Regions from separate parts of the Homo sapiens genome. Here all the other regions are linked to region 1. The links are chromatin loops, found by intact Hi-C in ENCODE. Cell type or tissue: HCT116. All regions are shown on one strand. Region 1 has its middle 32 kb from the start of KLF5. Region 2 has its middle 150 kb from the start of KLF5. Region 3 has its middle 240 kb from the start of LINC00392.

Evidence for each region. A loop is a pair of places that touch in the nucleus more often than their neighbours do. Peaks named below come from ENCODE experiments on the same cell type or tissue, not always from the same donor. Only the 100,000 strongest peaks of a DNase experiment are listed, where the experiment ranks them.
Region 2: a loop joins it to region 1, with 1.9 times the contacts of the local background. A loop is called at or near these places in 2 of 110 quality-filtered maps.
Region 3: a loop joins it to region 1, with 2.2 times the contacts of the local background. A loop is called at or near these places in 2 of 110 quality-filtered maps.

Annotation. Positions count from the first base shown.
Region 1 is chr13:73,087,232-73,095,231 of GRCh38, reverse strand. No RefSeq gene overlaps it. Among named protein-coding and RNA genes, the nearest start is that of KLF5, 32 kb to the right of the region's middle. RefSeq lists enhancers at 4,030-4,583, 4,467-4,761, 4,584-5,137, 4,174-5,373, 5,138-5,692. In HCT116, no CTCF peak of the experiment used is centred here; a DNase peak (open chromatin) is centred at 4,591; H3K4me3 peaks cover 897 bases; H3K27ac peaks cover 2,986 bases.
Region 2 is chr13:73,205,840-73,213,839 of GRCh38, reverse strand. No RefSeq gene overlaps it. Among named protein-coding and RNA genes, the nearest start is that of KLF5, 150 kb to the right of the region's middle. In HCT116, no CTCF peak of the experiment used is centred here; a DNase peak (open chromatin) is centred at 3,239; H3K4me3 peaks cover 1,085 bases; H3K27ac peaks cover 2,527 bases.
Region 3 is chr13:73,321,191-73,329,190 of GRCh38, reverse strand. No RefSeq gene overlaps it. Among named protein-coding and RNA genes, the nearest start is that of LINC00392, 240 kb to the left of the region's middle. In HCT116, no CTCF peak of the experiment used is centred here; a DNase peak (open chromatin) is centred at 3,203; H3K4me3 peaks cover 1,175 bases; H3K27ac peaks cover 2,827 bases.

The DNA of each region.
Region 1 (8,000 bases):
AGAAGAACATCAGGAATGGAGCATCTAGGAATTTCTCATTTAAGCTCCAGGATTCTGATTCCCCGACGGGGAGATGAAGTAGTTGCTTTGGCCGGGCACGGTGGCTCACGCCTGTAATCCCAGCACTTTGGGAGGCCAAGGCAGGCGGATCATGAGGTCAGGAGATGGAGACCACCCTGGCTAACACGGTGAAACCCTGTCTCTATTAAAAATACAAAAAATTAGCCGGGCGAGGTGGCGGGCCCCTGTAGTCCCAGCTACGCGGGAGGCTGAGGCAGGAGAATGGCGTGAACCCCGGGGGGCAGAGCCTCCAGTGAGCCAAGATTGTGCCACTGTACTCCAGCCTTGGTGACAGCGAGACTCTGTCTCAAAAAAAAAAAAAAAAAAAAAGAAAAGGTAAGCTAAATGAAAAGTTCAGACTGGGTAGAATGGCTCACACTTGTAATCTCAGCCCTTTGGAAGGCCCAGGTGGGAGGATCACTTGAGCCCAGGAGTTCAACACCAGCCTGGGCAACTTAGTGAAAACCTGTTTGTACAAAAAAAAAAAAAAATAGTTGATTTTAAATTTAAAAATGTTATCCACTGTCTTGTCCTTTAAATAAATAAATAAATAAATAAATAATATAAAAATTTTAGCTGGACATCATGGCCATGTTGATAGTCCTAGCTGCTCAGGAGGCTGAGCTGGGAGGATCCCTTGACCCCAGGAAGTCAAGGCTCTAGTGACCCGAGTACACCACTGCACTCCAGCCTGGGTGACAGAAGGAGACCCTGTTTCAAAAAGAAAAGAAAAGTTCACTTAGTTTCTCTTGGTCAAAGAGGTAAAGGGAAATGTTTTTTTCACGATGCGTCAATTCATGTCTTTTTTTCTTTTTTGAGATGGAGTCTCGCTCTGTTGCCCAGGCTGGATACAGTGGTGCAATCTCAGCTCACTGCAACCTCCACCTCCCGGGTTCAAACTATTCTCCTGCCTCAGCCTCCTAGGTAGCTGGGATTACAGGTGCCCACCACCACGCCCAGCTTTTTTTTTTTTTTTTTTTTTTTTTGTATTTTTAGCAGAGACGGGGTTTCACCATGTTGGTCAGGCAGGTCTTGAACTCCTGACCTCAGGATCCACCCACCTCAGCCTCCCAAAGTGCTGGGATTACAGACGTGAGCCACGTCGCCCGGCCCAATTCATGTCTTTATCACCTTTCCCCCTTTTATTTTTTTTCCTTTTGGTGGAGATGGTTTCCTCTTGTTGCTCCAGTCGATCTCAAGGGATCCGCCAGCTTGGGCCTCCCAAAATGCCAAGGGATCAGCCAACCAGCCTGGGCCTCTCACCACACCCAGCTCTCTCACGTTTTTCAATAGGCTCCTGGTTTCCCTGACTCTGGCCCTTCCTGTAAACCTAACATAGTAATCCAACATTAATTGTCCTTGTTCAAAAACGTTCCCTTGCTACCCAGTACAGAACAAAATGAAACAAGTAAAAAAAACTGAAAAAATTAAACTTGTGGCCAGATGCAGTGGCTCATGCCTGTAATCCCAGCACTTTGGGAGGCCGAGGCAGACGAATCACTTGATGTCGGGAGTTCGAGACCAGCCTGACCAACATGGAGAAACCCCGTCTCTACTAAAACTACAAAAACTAGCCGGGCGCGGTGGTGTGCGCCTGTAATCTTAGCTACTCAGGAGGCTGAGGCAGGAGAGTCGCTTGAACCCGGGAGGCAGAGGTTGCAGTGAGCAGAGATTGCACCATTACACTCTAGCCTGGGCAACAAGAGTAAAACTCGTCTAAAAAATAATAATAAAATAAAATAAATAAAATAAAAATCAAGTTTAAGGTGTTTTAATTAACTTTCGCATCTACAACATCAATGACGTTCACTGTACACAGGCAAATTCTAAATAATTAAGTAGTATTGAATAATGAAAACAATTGAGAGGGTCTCTCCTTATAAGTGACAATGCCATCAGTCAGATTTCCGTAATAACTAACATTTTACTGTGGGCTGTGTGCAAATGATTTGAACATAACATTTATGTCTGAAATAAAACTCTTCAATTGCTTCTTCCACCAAGAAAAAAAAAAAGGCTGGGGAAAGAAAACATCTAATTTTAATGCAACACTAAATCCAAAGGCAGTACAGCTGTTTGGTTTTGGTTGTTTAGCTCAGCTGTTTTATTCTGAGAAAAGCACAGCTGCCCTTTGATGTTGTCTGTTATTCAAGACTGTACTTTAGGAGGGTTAAATGTATGAGAGCTCACAGACCATTGGTAGGTTTAGTTTCTCCTCTTGCTATAGTGCTATTTATTGGTCTTCCTTCTTTAAGTTTTAACATAGCCTAACATAGGCTATGTTAAAACTTAAAGGCAAACTCTTTCCCTTGAATTTTGCCTTTCTCTTCAGAATTCTGCTCCCAAGAGCAGCACTGTGGGTGGAAGGATAAGTTAGTACTTTTTTTTAAGAACAATTTTGAGAACCTATTCAGATTTAAAATGACCTTTTTTTTATTATTTATTTATTTATTTATTTATTTTAGAGACGGGGTTTCGCTCTTGTTGCCCAGGCTGGAGTGCAATGGCGAGATCTCGGCTCACCGCAAACTCCGCCTCCCAGGTTCAAGCAATTCTCCAGCCTCACCCTCCCAAGTAGCTGGGATTACAGGCACACACCACCACGCCTGGCTAATTTTTTTGTATTTTTAGTAGAGACAGGGTCTCACCATGTTGGCCAGGCTGGTCTCAAACTCCTGACCTCAAGTGATCCACCCGCCTCAGCTCCCAATGTTCTGGGATTACAGGCATTAGCCACCATGCCTGGCTAAAATATATCATCCATATTTGGATGATATTTAAAAACTATTAGCTGGGCATGGTGGCACATGGCTGTAATTCTAGCCACTCAGGAGGCTAAGGCAGGAGGATCCCTTGTGCCCAGGAGTTTGAGGCTGCAGTCATCTTTAAGTGGTACATACTAAAATGTATATATTCTTTTCTTTTTTTTTTTTTTTTTCCGAGATGGAGTCTCACTCTGTCACCCTGGTTGGAGTGCAATGGTACGATATCTGCTCACCGCAACCTCCACCTCCCGGGTTCAAGCAATTCTCCTGCCTCAGCTCCTGAGAAGCTGGGATTACAAGCGCCCACCACCACTCCTGGCTTATTTTTGTATTTTTAGTAGAGATGGGGTTTCACCATGTTGGCCAAGCTGGTTTTGAACTCCTGACCTCAAATGACCCGCCCTCCTTGGCCTCCCAAAGTGCTGGGATTATAGGCGTGAGCCACTGCACCTGGCCTACATACTAAAATATTTACAAATGAAATTATATGGTGTCTGAGGTTTGCTTTCAAATAATCTAGGGGAGGGAAGACAGGGAAGAGTTGAGAGTACAGGTAGATTAAAGTTGGCTGAGAGTTGATCATTGTAAAAGCTGGGTAAAGAGGGTGAGTATTCATTATACTTTTCTATTTTTATATTTGTTGCAAACTTCCATAATAAAGAGGTTTGGTTTTTGTTGTTGTTTTGTTTTTTGAGACAGAGTCTCATTCTGTCACCCAGGCTGGAGTGTAGTGTCGTGATCTCAACTCACTGCAACCTCTGCCTCCTGGGCTCAAGTGATCCTCCCACCTTAGCCTCCCCAGTAGCTGGGATTTACAGGCACCAAGTCACCACACCTGGCTACTTTCTGTATTTTTGTAGAGACAGGGTTTCGCCATGTGGCCCAGGGTGGTCTCCAACTCCTGGGCTGAAGGGATCTGCCTCGGCCTCTCAAAGTGCTGGGATTACAGGTGTGAGTCACCATGCTCAACCCATAAAAAAGGTTTTAAATATGATAAATTTAAAAACATGAATGTTTAAATACCTTGATCCCTGGTTCCTCATTTAGCGATCTATCCTACAGAAATACTCAAACACAGGCCAGGCTGCAGTGGCTCACACCTATAATCCCAGCACTTTGGGAGGCTGAGGTGGGTGGATCACTTGAGCCCAGGAGTTCAAGACCAGCCTGGGCAACATGGCAAAACCCTGTCTGTACAAAAATGCAAAAATTAGTCAGGCACTGTGGTGTGCACCTGTAGTCCTAGCTACTCAGGAGGCTGAGGTAGGAGGATCACTTGAGTCTAGGATTTTGAGGCTGCAGTGAACCATGATCACACCACTGCACTCCAGCCTGAGGGACAGAACGAAAGCCCATTTCAAAAAAAAAAAACACATGCACACATTGTGGAAAAAGATGTTTCCTTTGACATTGTCTGTAACAGCAAATAACTGGAAACTGGATTCATGTCCAACAATGGAGGAATGGTTAAAATTAACTGTAATTCATTCAACTGGGTATTTTTATGACCTCCCACCCCCAACTTAGAGTTGGTTAATAAAGGATAATGCTAATAAAAGTTAGAAGATACTACCTATGAGGACACCGAATGACATCCCAAGGAGGAAATCTCTAACTGAAGAGAGGTCTGACAGTACACTGAGGGAAGGTGCAATACCAAGCCCCTAAAAGGGGAGTAAATAATCTACTTGGAAATCTTATGGATCACTATGCCAGCAATCCTGATGACTCAGAACAGGAGAGTGCTGACAAACGCAGGGTGATGTCACCATTTCCTGCCTCAGGAAGTCGGCTAGAAGGGGAGGAGAGGCCTGTGGCAGGTAAAGATCAAAGGCCTGGAAGCATTGTTCTCTCCCTTTATTCCTGCCTCTCTGTAGGTATAATCACCAGAAATGTACTTATTACCTTCTCACAGTCACTTGTCTTATTTGGCTTGGATGAAGGCTTTTTCGAGTGGACAAAGCACTTGCTTGAAATCCTCCCAAGCTCCAGGGTTTTATCTTGGCAGCTCTGATCCTCCACTATCCCTCAAGAGACAGTCAAGATCGGCGCATCTCTCTCTGGGCAGGTGAATCCACTTACCATGGTCTTAACAGGGCTCACCTGCTACTCTTGGCAGGCTCAGGCTGGCTGCACCTTGGAACAGACTCCCGCCCTAAAGGGAGCCTGGGGAGCCCTCTAGATGAGCTGAGAGTTCCCTTCATGTCTTGTTTCCTTAATTCCCGGATTCTGATGGGCTTCCCTATATAGAGCATGCCTCTTGAAACAGGTATGCTACTGTAGAAAGAGTCAATGAGGGCCGGGCTTGGTGGCTCACGCCTGTTATCCCAACACTTTGGGAGGCTGAGGTGGGCAGATCACCTGAAGTCGGGAGTTCAAGACCAGCCTGGCCAACATGGTGAAACCCCATCTCTACTAAAAATACAAAAGTTAGCTGGGCATGGTGGCGCACACCTGTAGTCCCAGCTACTCGGGAGGCTGAGGGAGGAGAATCGCTTGAACCAGGGGGGCAGAGGCTGCAGTGAGCTGCGATGGTGCCACTGCACTCCAGCCTGGGTGACAGAATGAGACTCCGACTCAAAAAACAAAAAAAGAGTCAATGAGTTCAAATCAGAACAGCCTGCTCTGTCTCTTACTGGCTGTGTTTCCATGAGGAAAATGAGTTCCTTAACCTTCCTGGGCGTTATTGTTCTCATCTATAAATTTGCTACAGTAAGAAGTGAATTATAGGATTATAGTAAGGGAAGTCATGTGTGTTAAAGGGCTCAAGGGCCTGACACAGTACCCTGGCAAATCGTATGTTAGTTATGTCAGGAAAAACTGCCTGCGTTTCAGCACCCTGTGACCACCAACCTTACAAGATTACATCTAGTCACCTGACTAGTGACCCCAAATTCATTTGACTACCACTTTCCCCCAAAACAGCCCCTTGCTGTTTATTACGACAGTTCTTCTCTTGGTCACTGTTTATTGTGTCATTATTGTGTCATCTTTGATTAATGGTGTCTATAGCCATGCTATGATGGCTACACCTCTCAAAGTAATTATAGAGGTACAGTGGCCAGGCACCACGGCTCATGCCTTGTAATCTCAGCACTTTGGAAGGGCAAGGTGGGAGGATTGCTTGAGCCAAGGAGTTTGAGACCAGCCTGGGCTAGTGAGACCCTCATCTCTATTATTAAAAAAGAGAAAAAGAAAAAAATAAAAATGACATATAGTTATGGAAAACAAATTGTTGATTTTTTCAAAAAGAAAGACAGTATCACTTTCCTCTTAGCTAACACTCAATCCAGGAAGACCTGAGACAAGGATGCAGGCCCCTGAGTGTTCCAGCTCTTTGTTGCTTCAGATCTTCCCAGTTACTGGGCCACACACATCTACTCAGGGAATAAGCCACTTGCCAAGGTCCAGTTTCCACTGGGCCAGAGTCAGATTATCAGTAATGGCTACATACGAAACTTACCTCCAGAAAAATGTGTAGATCCTTGCTTTACATCTGTGTAATTAAATGTGCCATCCAGGGAAGGTTTTTTCCCCTAAAAATAACAAACAGGCACCTCCAAAAATGAACTTAGGCCTTTAACGCTTAACAGAAAAAAAAGTCTACCTTTTTTTTGAGACATGGTCTTGCTCTGTGACCCAGGCTGGCATACAGTGGTACCATCACGGCTCACTGAAGGCTCAACTTCCAGGGCTCAAGCAATCCTCCCACCTCAGCACCCCCAGTAGCTGGGACTACAGGCGTGTCCTACAATACTGGGCTAATTTTTTTACTTTTTTGTAGAGACAGGGTCTCCCTATGTTGCCTAGGCTGGTCTTGAACCCTTGAGCTCAAGGGATCCTCCTGCTGTGGCCTCCCTAAGTGCCAGGATTGCAGGTGTGAGCCACCACACCCAGCCAAAAGTCTACTTTTTTTAGTCCATTCACGTTTAGTGTAACAATTGATATGGTAGGATTTAGGTTAACCATTTTACTATTTTTTTCTCTTTTTTCCCACTGATGTTTTGTATCTCTCTTCTTACTTCCCTGCTTTCTAAGTATTTGAATATTTCTTTAAAATTCTATTTTATCTATCTGCTTTTTAGTTATGTCTCATTGTATTTTTTTACTGTTTTCTTGGAGATTACTATAAAAATATATATGTATATATGTGTATATATATGTATATATATGTGTATATATATGTGTATATATATATGTATATATATGTGTATATATATGTGTATATATATGTGTATATATATGTGTATATATATGTATATATATGTGTATATATATGTGTATATATATGTGTATATATATATTTTTTTAAATATATATTTTTTTAAGACAAAGTCACTCTGTCACCCAAGCTGGAGTGTAGTGGTGTGGTCACGTCTCACTGCAACCTCCACCTCTGGGCTCAATGGATCCTGCCACCCCAGCATCCTGAGTAGCTGGGACTACAGGCTCATGCCACCATGCCCAGCTAATTTTCTTATTTTTTGTAGAAATGAGGTCTATGTTGCCCAGGCTGGTCTCGGACTCCTGGACTCAAGCAACCCTCCTGCCTTGACCTCCCAAAGTGCTGGGATTACAGGTGTGAGCCACTGCATCCAGCCTATAACTTTACAGAAAGTTTACCTTTTATTTAACTTTTCACAATGTAAAGTTAATACCGAACTACTTCATGTAAAATCTGGAAACCTTCGAAACATACAAGTCCATTCACCATCTCTCTGCTTTTTTGCTATGGTTGTCAAATGTATTACATCTATTAGAACCCCCACAGACAATGTTATCATTTTTTCTTTAAACACTCATAAAAAGTTTAAATAAATTAGCTCAAAAAAGTAACATTCATAAAATATCTCTAATTTTCTTAAAGGAAAATATTCTTAGTAAAATGCCTGGAAGATCTAAGTACTTTGTATCTATCTATCACAATATTTAGTTCCTTCTTATTACCCCCAAGTAACTGGCTCTGCTTTTATTATTTTTAATTTTCAGTCTTTTAGACCTTGTTTATCTGATGCCATTCCAGGATTATACGTAGTTGAAAAAAGAAAAACAAAACAAAACATAAAATCTCTTCATTTGTTTCGCTTTTGGTCAAAACATTTGCATTGTCAGTAATGTCATAACAATCACGTTTTCAAGGCAGGAAACTAAACACATCTTTCAACAAAGAAATAC
Region 2 (8,000 bases), 120 kb before region 1:
TTACAACTTTGTGCATTTGTTCCATTCTGTAGGGTCAATAGGGACACAGGTTTTGAATCTTTTTTTTTTTTTTTTTTTTTTTTGAGATGGAGTCTCGCTCTGTCGCCCCAGGCTGGAATGCAGTGGTGCGATCTCAACTAACTGCAACTTCTGCCTCCCCCGTTCAAGCAATTCTCTTGCCTCACCCTCCCAAGTAGCTGGGAATACAGACACCCGCCACCACACCCAGCTAATCTTTTGTATTTTTAGTAGAGACAGGTTTTCACCATGTTAGCTAGGATGGTCTCGATCTCTTGACCTCATGATCCACCCGCCTCGGCCTCCCAAAGTGCTGGGATTACAGGTGTGAGCCACTGTGCTGGGCCAAGGTTTTGAGTTTTGACAGCTACTACCAAATAAGTAATATAGTTTTTCTTTTCAAATTGAATTCTTTCCTTCCTCTTCTAATATCGCCTATTAATACATACAAATAAGGCTTTCTTTATCAACAAAAATGATATATCAGCTTTCCATTTTATCATGTGGACAAAATTCCACAGTGTCAATTGATTTGTCACACGATTCCATGTCATGATCAGGAGTAATACATACATACTAAAAACTTTGTAAAACTTAACTTGTGAACTTTTTTATGAGAAATCGCTAAGCAAATTTACACATTTTCAATCGCCTATTGAGGCTCTAATTCTTCCTGGTTTTATTTTGCTGTGCCCAGTCATCTCTTAATAGTATTTAAATCACTTAGAAAGACTCTAGTCTGTAAATCTGATTTTTATTGCTTTTATAATTACCCCCCAAAATGACAGAAAAAGAAAAGAAACTGTAATACTTGAAGAATTAACAAAATTGACTGCATTATCTTGCCCAATTAACTCTTGTTTCTGAAGCCTGCGAGAACTCCTCAAGAGCTTTGTCAATCAGGTTTAAATCTCAGGTAAATCCAAATTCTCATTTAAAGTATTCAAAAGAAAATTAAGCATCAATATGGCCTCACACTTGCCCTGCTGGGAGAGCTGGCACTCTCCAATTTCAATTACTCAGTTTCTTTTCATGAAATGTGTTTTTAAATCTCAGGGGAATATAATCTTTTGTGGTTAGATTGATCTCACTTGTGAAGAAAGTTCTCTACAACTTTGCCGAGGTTGCTTGCTAGTGCCAAAACGACATTGCAACACCTTAACTCTCCTTCCCCTTAATGCAAGCCACCATTTGTTTTTTTGTTTTGTTTTGTTTTGAGACAGGGTATTGCTCTGTTGCCCAGGCTGGAGTGCAGTGGTCCCATCACAGCTCACTGCAGCCTCAACTTCCTGAGTTCAAACAATCCTCCCACCTCAGCCGCTCAAGTAGCTGGGACTACAGACATGTATACCAGGTCTGGCTAATTTTTTATTTTTTATAGAGATGAGATCTCACTATGTTACCCAGGCTGGTCTCAAACTCCTGGGTTCAAGTGATTCTCTCACCTGGGCCTCCCAAAATTCTGGGATTACAAGTGTGAGCCACCACACCCACAGACCGCCTTTTGATCACATGTTCATCATGCAAATGGATAAACAGCGCAATTTTGCACTGGTATTTGTGATATAAACATTATTGCTCACACTGAAAATTTGGAGTTAACCAAAGTTCCAATCAACTAGTTGTTTGCTCCTCCTTGAAACAGGTGGAAAAAAAAATAAAGACCAAGGTTTCAGTGCTAAATAGTTGGTTCCCATATGAGATATATTTTTGGTACTGAATTTTTTAAAATTTCTTGAAAAAACAGTTTTAGTCTTTTTTCTAAGTGACAGTTAATAAAACACAAATTCATATTACTAATAAGTAATTTAGTTATTTTTTAAATCTTCCTTTGGTATATCAGGGTCAAAATGTGATTGGTTGGTTGATTTCTTTGTTGTTTTTTCTAAATGTATATATTCTATACTAGAGGTACCCACTGAATTCAAATGGTTCTAAATTGCTGTGGTCTTTCCTAGTCATATGACTTGAACCTTAGTCTCTACTGTGAAGTGAAAACAAAATGGAAGTAAATGACCTCAAAACTGCCCCATGGGCCGGAAGCAGTGGCTCACGCCTGTAATCCCAGCTCTTTGGGAGGCTGAGGTGGGCAGATCACGAGGTCAGGATATCGAGACCATCCTGGCTAACATGGTGAAACCCCGTCTCTACTAAAAATACAAAAAATTAGCCAGTCGTGGTGGTGGGCGACTGTAGTCCCAGCTACTTGGGGGGCTGAGGCAGGAAAATTGCTCAAACCCAGGAGGCGGAGGCTGCAGTGAGCCGAGATCACGCCACTGCACTCCAGCCTGGTGATAGAGCGAGACTCTGTCTCAAAAAGGAAAACAAACAAACAAACAAACAAACAAACTTCCCCATGGCCAGGAGGGCTAACACTTGAGCAATCTCAGGAGCCCAGGACCAACCAGTGTTTAAAGACTTCCCCATGAGATGTGGGGCATTTGCCACAGCTGGGAAAGATGTGAGCTGAATTTCTCACTGTGATTCAGAACTTACTGGCCATTCCAGATTAGTACAAAAATTCAAAGGAACACGTCCTTTGAACATAAAAATCCCATCTTCCATTTGTAAAGAAAACCCCGAAATATGCTTTTTCTCTGCCATTAAAGTTCTGACTGTACTTAGAAAATGATCTTTACTCCTGGTCTATAGAGTTCTAGTTAAATTTTTAACAGTATCCCTAAAACACAAAAATTTGTATCTCTTATTTTGAAATCTTCTAAGAAAATCATTTTCATTCATTATGAAGGTGTTGGACTGGACACATGTAAAGTTCTTTCTTGCTCTAGTCTCTGCTGTTCCTTTGTGCTCATCCAATAAGCACTTACTAGGCATTTTTTGTGTACCAATAACATACAAGATGTCTTGAGATATTTAAAAGGATAAAGCCCTTGAGAAGCATACACTACCTGTTTTCACTCCAATTTTATTCCTACACACACAATGCAAGTATGTGCCTCTTAAACTTCCCCAGCCTTATCAGCTGTCAACCTTTCACCTAAAAGTTTTCAAACACATTTCCATTTTCCTGCGCCCAAGAACCCCTTATATCACTGAGTTCTAAGTCTTTATTTACTGCCAGAATTATATCAGAGAATCTTGACTCTTTCACTTTTGTTGCGAAACTTCAGGTTGACTCTTGAGGTAGGAAAATTACTGAGAACTTACCATTTGATCCTCATAATAGCACGGTGACCCTGGAGACACCAATCCAATGATTCAACACCACTGGGCGCTTTTTTCTGAACTTACAGTGCTCACAGAGATCACAGTCTAATGAGAGAGAGAGGCAGTTCAAATAAAATGGGAACAATAGGAGCTTTAGGAGCCAGAGGAGGAATCTCTGCTTCAGAGGGGATGCCACGATCTGGGGAGGCTTTTGGTGGAACAGGGCCCGAGCTGAGGTTGGAACAAGATGTATGTATTGATTGACTATAGGGAGAAAGGTAAGCAGAAAGAGTACAAATGCATTCCAAACAAGGGAAGCAACAGTCATTCAACAAATATTTGTATTAGACACTACAGACCTAGTGGTGCCAATATAATCCATTAATTACATTTATGTTTGGGGTTACAAAGGCACAGAACAGATTATAGCCAGGCTACCACACTTTCTGAACCCTACTCTGTTGCCAAGTGATGTTCTAAGCATTATATTTATAATTCCTCACAACTAATAAGGAAACAGGCACAGAGAGGCCAAGTTGCTTGCCTGCAGTTACACAGCTGGTAAAGAATAGAGCCAAATTCAAACCCAGACAGACTGACTCTTAACCATAAAAAACAGAAATCAGTAGTTGGAGGAGGAGTGGGATCTAGATGGACCAAGGAAAGTTTTGATAAAATGGTGATGGAATAATTAGTAGGACTTAACCAGATAAGGAGATGGAAGAAGAATGCGCCAAGGGAAGTACAGCCCTGGAGGGATTACTTCTTTTCTGACCACTGCACCCCACCACCAAGTCTGTTATAGATATGCTGCTGCTGAGCTCTTAGAGCAATGAGGCTGCAGAGCTTTGGAGATTTTATTCTAACAACAAAGAGCACCCAGTGAAAAGCTTTAAGAAGAACAAGATTAAATTTGTACTTTTAAGAGATCACTGTCGCTGTTGAATGGAGAACACATTGGATGGAGGCAAGATTAGGGGCAGGAAAACTAGTCAGAACGCTATTTTAGTTGAATTCGATTAAGATGTGGTGGTGGCTTCCATCGGAGTGGTGGCACAGAAAGGTATTAGACAGATTTGAAAAAAAAAAACATAGGAGGTAAAAAAAAATAGGAGGTGCACTAAAAAGGAAACACAGGAGAAGAAACAGGTTTGCAAGGAAGAGCATGACATGATCATATGGTTCTGTATGACCCCAGTGAAGGGTGAGTATCAGTGTGGATGCATTTTGGAGAGGTGAGACTAGAGAAAGGCAGTCCCTAGACCATGAAAGGCCTTGTGTGTTAAGCTAAGGAGTATAAATTTCCTCCTGAAAGCTAAGATCTGTGACGACACGTTTTCTTTTTCTGTGTAAATTGCATATATATATATATATTCTATATATATTCTATATATATATTCTATATATATTCTATATATATTCTATATATATATTCTATATATATTCTATATATATACTATATATATATTCTATATATATTCTATATATATTCTCTATATATATTCTATATATATTCTATATATATATTCTATATATATTCTATATATATATTCTATATATATTCTATATATATTCTATATATATATTCTATATATATTCTATATATATTCTATATATATATTCTATATATATTCTATATATATATTCTATATATATTCTATATATATATTCTATATATATTCTATATATATATTCTATATATATTCTATATATATATTCTATATATATTCTATATATATATTCTATATATATTCTATATATATATTCTATATATATTCTATATATATATTCTATATATATTCTATATATATATTCTATATATATTCTATATATATATTCTATATATATTCTATATATATATTCTATATATATTCTATATATATTCTATATATATTCTATATATATATATATATATATATATATATTCTGAACAATTTTAGATTTACAGATAAACTCTAAAAATGGTCTGGTCCAGATAGTTCCTGTGTATCCTTCACTCAGTTTTTCCTAATGTTAAGATCTTTTTTTGTTTTGTTTTGAGACAGGGTCTCTCTCTATCGCCCAAGCTGTAGTGCAGTGGCACGATCACAGCTACTGCAGCCTGGACCTGCCAGGCTCAAGCGATCCTTCCATTTCAGCCTCCCGAGCAGCTGGGACTACAGGCAGGTGCCACCATGCTAGGCTAATTTTCTTACTTTTTGTAGAGAGAGAATCTCTACACAGGAAGACTGACCTGAAGGCTCACCAGTGTCTTTATCCACCAGGTATCATGGGATATCACATTGTGTTAAAAGGGTGGTAAAACAACATCCATTCTGACCCTACTGTCTAATTGAGAATTTGTAAGTTTTTTACAGTGGCCAGATTTACCTGATCATTACCATTATAATGGTCAGATTAATCATGATCTCATAGCAATTTTTTGAATTCTACATTTTAAGTATTATTCCCAGTGAATGAAAAACCTCTATTTTCACTCAGCAAAGGTAATGTCTGGATCATAACAATTTCCCAATTCTATCTAAATATTAATTTTAGTAGACAATCTTATAACTTAAATCTATTTCTTAGGAGAGGAACAATAAGTACTTCTTTTTAGACATGGTTTCTTATGAGTATTAAAAATAAGATAAAATAACTTTTTCATCATTAGTTTTAGAAACCATATATGAAATGGCACATTTTCATAAGTAGAGTTCCTTTGCCAAGATGCCTTAGTCTTGCAGGGTGGAGGAACAGAGAATGAGCCAGAGGCTTAGAAACTACTGAAGCACTGAAGTTAAAATTTGGTTCATTGATACAGTCTGGTGATATCAATTGGTAATTACACTTTTTGGATAAATGTCAGAATAAAACATATAGATAATTGTATGTTTCCTGATCTAGTTAAAGTGTAATGTTCTAAAGAGCGCTCTTCCCAATAAACATTCTCTTATTACAATTACAAAAAAATCCAAAAGAAAAATAAAAAGGGAGAGGGGAAAAAAAAAATCCCAGAATAGGAACGCAGAGGACAAGATGGGCAGCAGCAGAGAGACCAGATTGGGGACTATTACAGGAAAGAGTTCAGGGGAAAGATGCTGGTGGCCTGAACTTGATAACAGAGAGATGTAAGAAGAGATCCTTGTGGATGGAATTCACAGGCCATGGAAACTGACTAGATAGAGGGCTCAAGAGGAGAGAAGAGTTTCTGGCTTCTGTCTTAGCAACTTGTGGGTGGTGGTACCATTCATAGAACCAGGGAGCCCCAAAGGAACAGCAGGTTTGAGGAGAGGGATGAATTTAGCTGTGGACTCACAGGCAATGGGATATTGCCTCTGATACTGCTGCTTCTCTTCAGTCCTTTCTAACCTTACGCTTTTAGGTGATCTTCCTCTTTTTGCTGTAATTCTCTGACCACTTATTCAACATTCTTTTCTAAAATTCTTAATTATGCCTCCTGTAGATCCTGTATTATCATGAAATAGTGAGTATTCAGATTGCCGCCTTTGTTTCTAGCTTCATGACCATGATACATTTGTTAAAACCAAAACCAACATTGGTACACTACTATTAAATAAACTCAGTTTTCACCAATTTTTTTCACAAATGTTGGGTTTTTCCTGTTCCAGGATCCAGTCCAGGATAGGTTTCTCTACTTTTCATGGGAAAAGCAGAGTGCAAAATTCTCAGCCTACCTTTGCCACTTCCCAGAAATATAAATTTAAAATTAAATAAAAAGCTCTGAAATGTATCTTCATTCATGAAATAAAAATAATATTAATACGACTTCTACTTTATCCAGATCATTTTGTAAGAATCACAAATGTAGTATATGGGTGCCCTGAAACACTTTGAAATATTTAAAGCTGTACAAACATAAGGCTGAATTTTTGTGAGTTAATTCTGATTCTATCATTTACTGCTGATAGGAGTAGAACTGGGATGTGGTTGAATAACACAACTAGATAATCAAAGCATTATGTATGTTTGGCTTAGAAATATACTTTTTGAGAACATTTATATTTAAATACAGGTTCAGTTATGCAGGATGAATAAGTTCTGGAGATGTAATGTATAGCCTGGTGACTATAGTCAATAATACTGTATCATGTACTTGAAATTTGCTAAGAGAGTTGATCTTAAGTGTAAAATAAACTATGTGAGGTGATGGGCAAGTTAATCAGCTTGATTGTGCTAATTATTTAACAATGTATACATCTATCAAAACATTATGTTTAATGCTTTAAATATATACAATTGGCTGCACGTGGTGTCTCACGCCTATAGTCCCAGCTACTCGGGAGGCTGAGACAGGAGGATCTCTTGAGCCCAGGAGTTCGAGGCAACAGTGAGCGATGATCATGCCACTACACTCCAACCTGGGCGACAGTAACACCCTGTCACTAAATAAATAAACAAATACAAGTTTTATTTGTTAAGTATACCTCAATAAAGCCACAAGTAGGGGAAGAAAGAAAAAAAATAAATAGGAGTATATGCAGTATCTATATTTATATAGATACATCCATATTTATATACAAATCCTGGCAATTTAGTTCAAACAAAATATTTATATGCATATATTCTTTGTGTGTGGTGTGTGTGTGTGTGTGTGTGTGTGTGTGTGTGTGTGTGTTTGTTTTTCTTTTTTCTTTTTTTTTTTGAGACTGAGTCTTGCTCTGTCACCCAGGCTGGAGTGCAATGACCCCATCTCGGCTCACTGCAACCTCTGCCTCCCAGATTCAAGCGATTCTCCTGTCTCAGCCTCCCACGTAGCTGGGACTACAAGCACACACCACCAAACATGGCTAATTTTGGTATTTTTTGTAGAG
Region 3 (8,000 bases), 230 kb before region 1:
TAAAAAAATGTTTAAGGAACAAATATAATTATTATTAATAATGTATTTTATTTAGTCTAACATAGTCAAAATATTATTTTTCAACACATAATCAATATAAAATTATTAATTAGATATTTTACTTTTTTACACGAGTCTTTGAAAAACAATGAGTATTTGCCCCTTCCAGCACATTTTAATTTGGACTAACCACATTTCCAGTGCTCAATAGCTACCAGTTGCTGGTGGCTACTGTAATGGACATCGCAGATCTAGAAGAAAAAGTCTTTGGCATACGTTGTCCTTAATGATCTGTCCGGGCTCATCTTTCCAGCTTCACATCCTACATCTCACCCAAACACACTTGACATTCTCGTCACACTGTACTAATTCCACTTCTTAGTATGTCGTTCCTTCTACTTGGAACGGCTCATCTCACCTGTTGCCTACCTGAAAACTTTACTCACCCTTTCCCTAAATAGATGCAATTACAATAGGATTAAATGCATTAAAATGACACTAGATACTTACCAAAAAAAATTGTATCATGTTACAAAAATGAAAGCTGGTGCTAATTTTAAAATAAAGTATAAATTTTAAAATAAAAGTATGAATTTTTAAATAAAGTACTGAGAAACTGGTAAGTTAATTATATATTTTAATATCATATTAAAGTATTTCTATAATATTAATGTGTTCTAAGTGAAAGGCCTTTTTTTCTTTTGTAAAGCAGAATTTTTTTCCAAAAGCATTTGAAATATGTTTATTTATCACCATGTCGTCCATAAATATGTTTGATATTATTGCTTCTGTTTAACAATCATGAAACTAAGACTTTCAGGAGGTTAAATGACTTTGCCATGGGCTCAAAAGGTATATTAAAGATTTCATTTTTTCAGAAGTTCTTTGAAACTAGATAGTCCTTTACTACCTGGGGTAATAAAAGCAGTGACTTAAACGTTAAGATCAGCTGAGATAACTTCTAAGGTAAGAATAGTGGTATCGTCCAAAGGGTTTGCTACCCTCCAAAGGCTCTGATATCCTGTGTTTAATTCCACCTTTTGTCCCTGAGAGTGTGAGAAAGATACAAACTCACGAGACCTCAATTTCCTCACTATAAGGGATCACAGACCTCTCAGATTATAGGAATGACCAAATAATATGTTATAGTATGCAAAATTTTCCTCTAAGATTTTATTTCTATGACCTGAGCACATTTTTAATAAAGTCAGATCTTCATAAAACGGGACAATCTCTCCTCAGAGGTTCGGCTAGACCATGAGTTTCTCCTAGAATAAGTCAAAAGATGTACGTTGTGATCTGGGAATCATTTTAATCCTGTGAGCTTTGGCTAATACCAGTGGCACTCACCCCTGGCTGCATATTAGCATTTCTGGGACACTTTTAAAGGTGCCGATGCCCAACCAGTAATATTGCAATATCTGGGGTCAGGGGCAGGCATAGATAACTTTTCAAAGTTCCACCAGCCTTTCCCAGGTGATTCTATTGTGCATTCAGGCTGAGAACTGCTGGGTCCACCAGGCTCAGGTTCTTTGTTTGCAAAATAAGACTAATTCTTTGTTCATGGATTGTTGTAAGGATTAAAGAAGACAATGTGTTATATAAGCACCTGACATATTTGAGAAATTAAATAAGAATTCCTTCCCATCCTGAGGCTCCTCCAATGAATTCTCCTACTTTCTAATTGGTTGGATACTAGAGCTGTTTTCCTCTCAAATAGTATTTTTTTTTCAATAGGTTGGTTTGTTTGGTGCTTTCAGTTTAAACTGACCAGTAGCATTTGGCAGTGAATCAACCACAACCCACATGAGGAATATTATATATTTCCCACCTGCACTGTCAGTTGGGGAGCCTCCCTAAGCAGGGATAGGCTATTAAAAGACTCCCCTCCCTCCCCACTAGCTGGATAACCCCCAGAAAGACTTCTCCTCCCTCTTAAGAATATTATAACTTTTTTTTTTTTTTTGAGACTGAGTCTGTCTCTGTCACCCAGGCTGGAGTGCAATGGCACAATCTTGGCTCACTGCAACCTCTGCCTCCTGGGTTCAACCGATTCTCCTGCCTCAGCCTCCTGAGTAGCTGGGATTACAGGCATGCACCACCATGCCCAGCTAATTTTTGTATTTTTAGTAGAGACAGGGTTTCACCATGTTGGTCAGGCTGGTCTCGAACTCCTGACCTCATGATACACCCACCTCGGCTTCCCAAAGTGCTGGGATTACAGGCATGAGCCACTGTGCCCGGCCTATAACTTTTATTGATTTACGATGCATCATTCCTTCATCAGAATCTCCTGGGATGTCTTTAAAAGGCAGATTCCTGGGCCCCATTCTCAAGCTACCTAATCAGACTCTAGAATTGTGACCCTTGCAATTACCTTTTTAACAAGCTTCTCAGGTGGTCCTTCTGCACGCTAATATTTGGGGAACATTGACATGGAGGAAAGGGATAACTATAGATCCAGCCATCAAATTACTCAGGTTAATTTCCTACCTACTGCGATTTACTCAGAGACCAGAGAGGAAGGTAAAAATGTTGAAGCTGGGGCGGGGTCAGGGGGTGGTTCTTTTCTTTTTTGTTTCTTTTAACATCTAAATAGCTCTCTGCTTTCTAAAATGTTCTCTTGACCTTGAAAACTTTTTGCTCTCACAATGTCTTAGGGCTGGAAGGGCTCTTAAATATCATCTAATTCAATCCTTTGTTTTATGAGAAAGAAAGGGTGCAACTTTCCCAAAGTTACCAACCTGGTGTCACCATATATCGCAGGGTTAATAGCTATCTACTCTTCTTTTAAAAGATAAAAATGTTTGCACTGGTGGCTCCGTGAAGATCATAGCCCTACACTGGCCAGCATTTGTGCATACACAGCTTTGCCTATTAAAAAAAATCCATTAAAAACAATTCATCTTCCTGTTCTCTGAAATTTAAAAACATATCCCACTTCACAAATTAGAGGAACGGTCTCTAGTCAATGAAAACTTCACACAAGAGGGCAGATTTTAAATTATAACTGAACACAAAAAGAGGGTTATATGCTGGCTGTAACAGATTTGGAAATGATTTACTTTGAGACACATGAGACTGTAGGGCAAAAGCGCCTTGCATAAAGGTAAATGATTGTCAGAGCCAGGGACCTGCTAAGTCACAGTCCTACACAGGTGATACATTGTCCCAGCTAACTGACTCCTCGATGGGTGCAGAAAGTCAGCATGGAACATTATCTGCAAATTCAGAAGAATCAATTCAATGAGCAATGGAAACTGAGAACACCGTATCATTAGAATAATCCCTTTTACAGTCATAGCTTTGGAATTCACAAATGTACATTTACAGATACATGAAGCATTCTACTTGTTTACTTAACCTGGCTTCCTGCTATTATTGCTCTCATTTTTATTATGAAGTGTTTTTACGTTTCTGAAGCTTGATTCATTAAATAATTGCCATCCTCCTATCTGGGTCATTGGTCATATTTATCGCAAAAGAAAACTACAAATCATTATTCAAGAGCAAATTCCACATATTTTCCACGTCCTAAACTTTTCAACCTCTCTTCTTTTGCACTGAGGGGGATTCGTTCCAAGGAACAGCACATTCCCCAGAGGTAATCTGACCGGAGCAGGAGGGGAACAGGGTTGGTCCTCTACAGAGAAGTTCACAGTGTTTTTGCCATTTGCTGTCCTTCGTGTTAGGCTTTGTTTTCTAAACATCATTAAGAGGTTTTAAAAATAAACCTGTGGTGGAACTGGTTAAAAATCACCTTAATTCCTAAAGCGTGGGGAAAATTTACACACACACACACACACACACACACACAGAAACACACCTCTTCCTTTTCCTCTTCTTCACAGAATAAGCAGGTCATTGTTTTTGACTATTCATTTCACTGTAGAAGAAAACATAAATAAAATATAACGGGGTGAATGGATCACATCATTAACTTAAACTCCCCCATACTTGGGAAGAATATACAGTTCACAAAGTAATGAGGTGCCTGGAGTTTGTGCGTCGGAAGTGTTCCTGTTTATAACTTATGTACACAGCATTCTCCTTGGCTCTTTCTGTTTTGTTTTTTCCTTCTATTCTTTTTTTCCACTGCAGTCATGGTAGAGCCTAGATTCACTTTTTGTAATTGTGTTTCCTGAATTGCTAAGTAAGCTATTTTTAAAAACTCATATAAAATAAACAATTTCAAGAGTCTTAAAAGTCAAGGGCTATTTGATGTCCCTAAACGAATGGGAAGAAAAGACTCTTTCACCTTCTAAAATAATATTTTCCTAGAAAAATCAATGGGCTCAACAAGAGAGGGAGGAAAGGAAGAACCACTATTACCAAGGGCTTACTGCCAGGTATCGTGTTAGCTGCTTGAAGGATAGATCTCATTTTTTCTCACAACAACCTTCTAAGGTCAAAATTATTATCCCACTTAACAGAGAACAAAGACTCAGAACTGTTAAACGATTCACTGATATTATAAAACAGCAAATGGAGAGGATGGATTCAAATATAGACTGGCTTGACTGACTCAAGAGGTCGTGGGTTCTTTCCATACTGTTTGAAGATGAATCCTTTTTTCTTTGCAAAGATATCATAAGTTGTTTCCATTGTCTATGGGAATTTTTGTTGTTGTTGTTGTTGTTGTTGTTTGTTTTGGTTTGTTTGATTAAATTATGTTATCTGATCTGCCATCAGGAGAGAGATAATTAGAACCTTGGAATTGTGGTGCCCGAAAGCCCCACTAACATCTCTTCCGTGTCCACCTAAAATGTGGGTTATGATGATTTAATATCAACTGAGCCCAATTACTCCCAACTGTGAGGGAGAAAACTAAGCCATCCCAACTAAGACACATGCAGGGCCACTGAGACAGTCGACAAAGAGGGTGTGGGCTGAGCTTATGAGAGAAGGTGCAGAGTGATGTGTTGCGTGGATTCCTCTGGAAAGGTACCATGGGCCCTTTGTATCCTTAGAAACCTGCTCACATGCAGACACTGGGTGATATGTTGGGTAATTCCTGACCCTTGTTGCAGCTCAAAAAGCTGATGATGCTAGAAACTAGGATATCTCCCATCCAACATACAGGAGCCTCATGGAATCAGAGGCTATGGGAAGACACAGGGGAGCAGGCTCTGCTCTGCTAAAGAGAGGAAATCTTTAGACGCAAGCCATTCTTGCTTTTTGCTTTAACCACATCATAAAAGAGCATAAAAAAAATGGAAAACTAAGTCCTTTCACACCATTGTCGTTTCTCAGAATCCTTCCAGCATCCAGTATAAGTGTAATGAAAACAGTATAACCCCTCCAATGAGACTGACCTAGTTTTTTATCATTGATAAACAATTCACCAGTTCAATGAACCTCTCTGAGTCTCTGTGACCTCATTTGCAGAACAGGGATACTAATACCAACCTTACCACACCATTTCAGGGATTAGAGATAATGGAAGTCAAAACACCCAGAAGATCCTCAGGCATGAACCCTGCCATCATTGGCTGGTTATTTTAGCCCTAAATAGTACTCAGGTCTTAAACATTGATTCTAACAGCTTTCCCAAGGTAGATAGATCTTCTCTTAATATCCTTGATGGAAACAGTTTCAATACTTCCTTCTTTGAAAGACAGTCTGGGCCCATTATTTGATCTTTAAAGAAAATGATGAATTAATTGGTTAATGTTCAGCTCTTTGGAGAATTAGAAAACTGTCCCATAAGGTTGTTCAAACAGACTCAGATGGCAAGAAGTACAGATGAGTTTTGAGTTTGAGCAAGGTAGAATAAATGAGTTAGTGAAATGTTAAGGAGCAAACACCTAGGGCATGAAGCACATTAAATCTCTTGGGAAAAAAAATGCTTTTACCTTCACAAAGTAGCATGTTAATGCCACAATTATATTCACATGTGTTTAACTGTCCTGGCAAAATTTTTTGTTCACAGTTTGAGGTAATAAAAGTATTCGTTTTATACTTACTGAATAAATGATGTCTAAAATGAAAAGATTTTATTAAATAGTCAAAGATTGTCTTTGTTATTTGATTTTTAAGAAATTATTTTGCACCATGCCTGTCCTCCTGCTTTCCCCAACATAGCCACTCAAAAATTAGAAAATTTCCTCTCAGCAGCATCAGGTCTGTGGTTAAAAAATGACCTCAACAGATACCCTGTGCTGGTGCACAACTCATTTGGGTCCTGTGTTCCAATGAAAACACCATATGAAAGGGCTAAGTCAAGGGCATAAACAGTTAAATTCATCCATAACTAAACACATTTGTCAATTTCCAAGACAAGATAAATGTATGATCTTTGAAACCCAACTTAACCATGGGAAAAATGCTTCTGAGATAACATTAATGCCACGAAATGATAATTGGACCTAAAATACTAGAAATGGGTGAAAAATCTGAGCTGTCTGCAAATAAACAGTGGCTCTGTTTTCATCTTTTTCAGAAAATGAATTTAAGTTGAGGTGTACAAACACTTGAGAGAGAGACTAAAGTAGCTATCTCCAAAGAAGAAAATTATCACCCTGTTCAAGTCATTGAACAGCCTTAATTGTGCTCTTTAGACCCTGCTCACAAATATGACCCAAGAATACAGCTGGTATTGTGGGAATTAAAGAAGTATAACTAAAATTAGAAATTTGATTAGATTAATTTTTAATCTTTTTTTCATCATATAGTTTGGTTCTTGTGCAGGGAATAATTTGAAAGTTGACAAAGTAAGTAAAGCTTTGAATATTTACCCTTCACTTTCTATCAAAATTGCCAGTGGTAACAATTATATACAATTTGGAAATAGACAACTATACTAAGAAATTTCACTGCAGGTACTATATTCTACACCCAAACTGAATCAAATTTAAATTGCTTTGCTTAATAGGAGAAAAGAAACAAAAAGCAAAAGTTGATCAAATATTCCAAAGAATAAGCTGCTTCTGGAACACTCAGCTTTTCTTGTGTGGTTTTGGTCTTGGTTTTTGATGTATAATTTACAACAGTAAAATGTACAAATTTTTAGTATGCAGCTAGAGTAATTTTTAGCTAGGAACATACCCAGTAACTAAGAAATAGACTATTTTCATTACCTCAGAAAGATCACTAGGGCCCCTTCCTCATCAAGGAAGTTCTGTAATGTAACTGGCTTTTCTCTATATTTTCATTGATTCCTTTGCTTGAGAAATAAGTAAACACATGCTGAAGAGGCCTTCACTCAATAATTACTTGTAGCACACATTTAGAGTGCTAATCACTAGGAATCTAAACATAAAACAATGATAATTCCTCTTGCCTTCAAACTGTTCCCAGTCTTTTTAATTTTAGAATTCCAATGTATTATATTTCAATATTTAAAGTATACCTTCAGGCCGGCATGGTGTCTCACGCCTGTAATACCAGCACTTTGGGAGGCCGAGGCAGGTGGATCATCTGAGGTCAGGAGTCTGACACCAGCCTGACCAACATGGTGAAACCTATCTCTACTAAATACAAAAAATTAGCCAGGCATGGTAGCACATGCCTGTAATCCCAGCTACTTGGGAGGCTGAGGCAGGAGAATCGCTTGAACTCGGGAGATGGAGGTTGCAGTGAGCCAAGATTGCACCATTACACTCCAGCCTGGGCAACGGAGTGAAGCTCCATCTCAAAAAATAAAAATAAGTAAGTAATTTTAAAAAATAAAGTATACCTTCAGCAATGCAACAGATTCCTGGATCAGGTATCCTGCTGTAGATGATGGCTAGATGAACCACCAGAAATGTTGGTATCTATCCCAGAAACCACTCCATCTACCTTGGAAATGTACTACCTTTTTATTTTTTATTTTTTTAACATGCAAGGCTTTTCATTTGCAAGTGCTTTTTCTTTTCAACATCAGTGAGACCTACACTATTCTCCTATGCAGAATTTGCTCTGGCCTTCTTACATTTACTAATTTACATGTTTCCATATTTGCCCTTACCCAAATGAGTCATTCTTTCAATTGCTCCAGAAGCCATTTTCTGACTAAA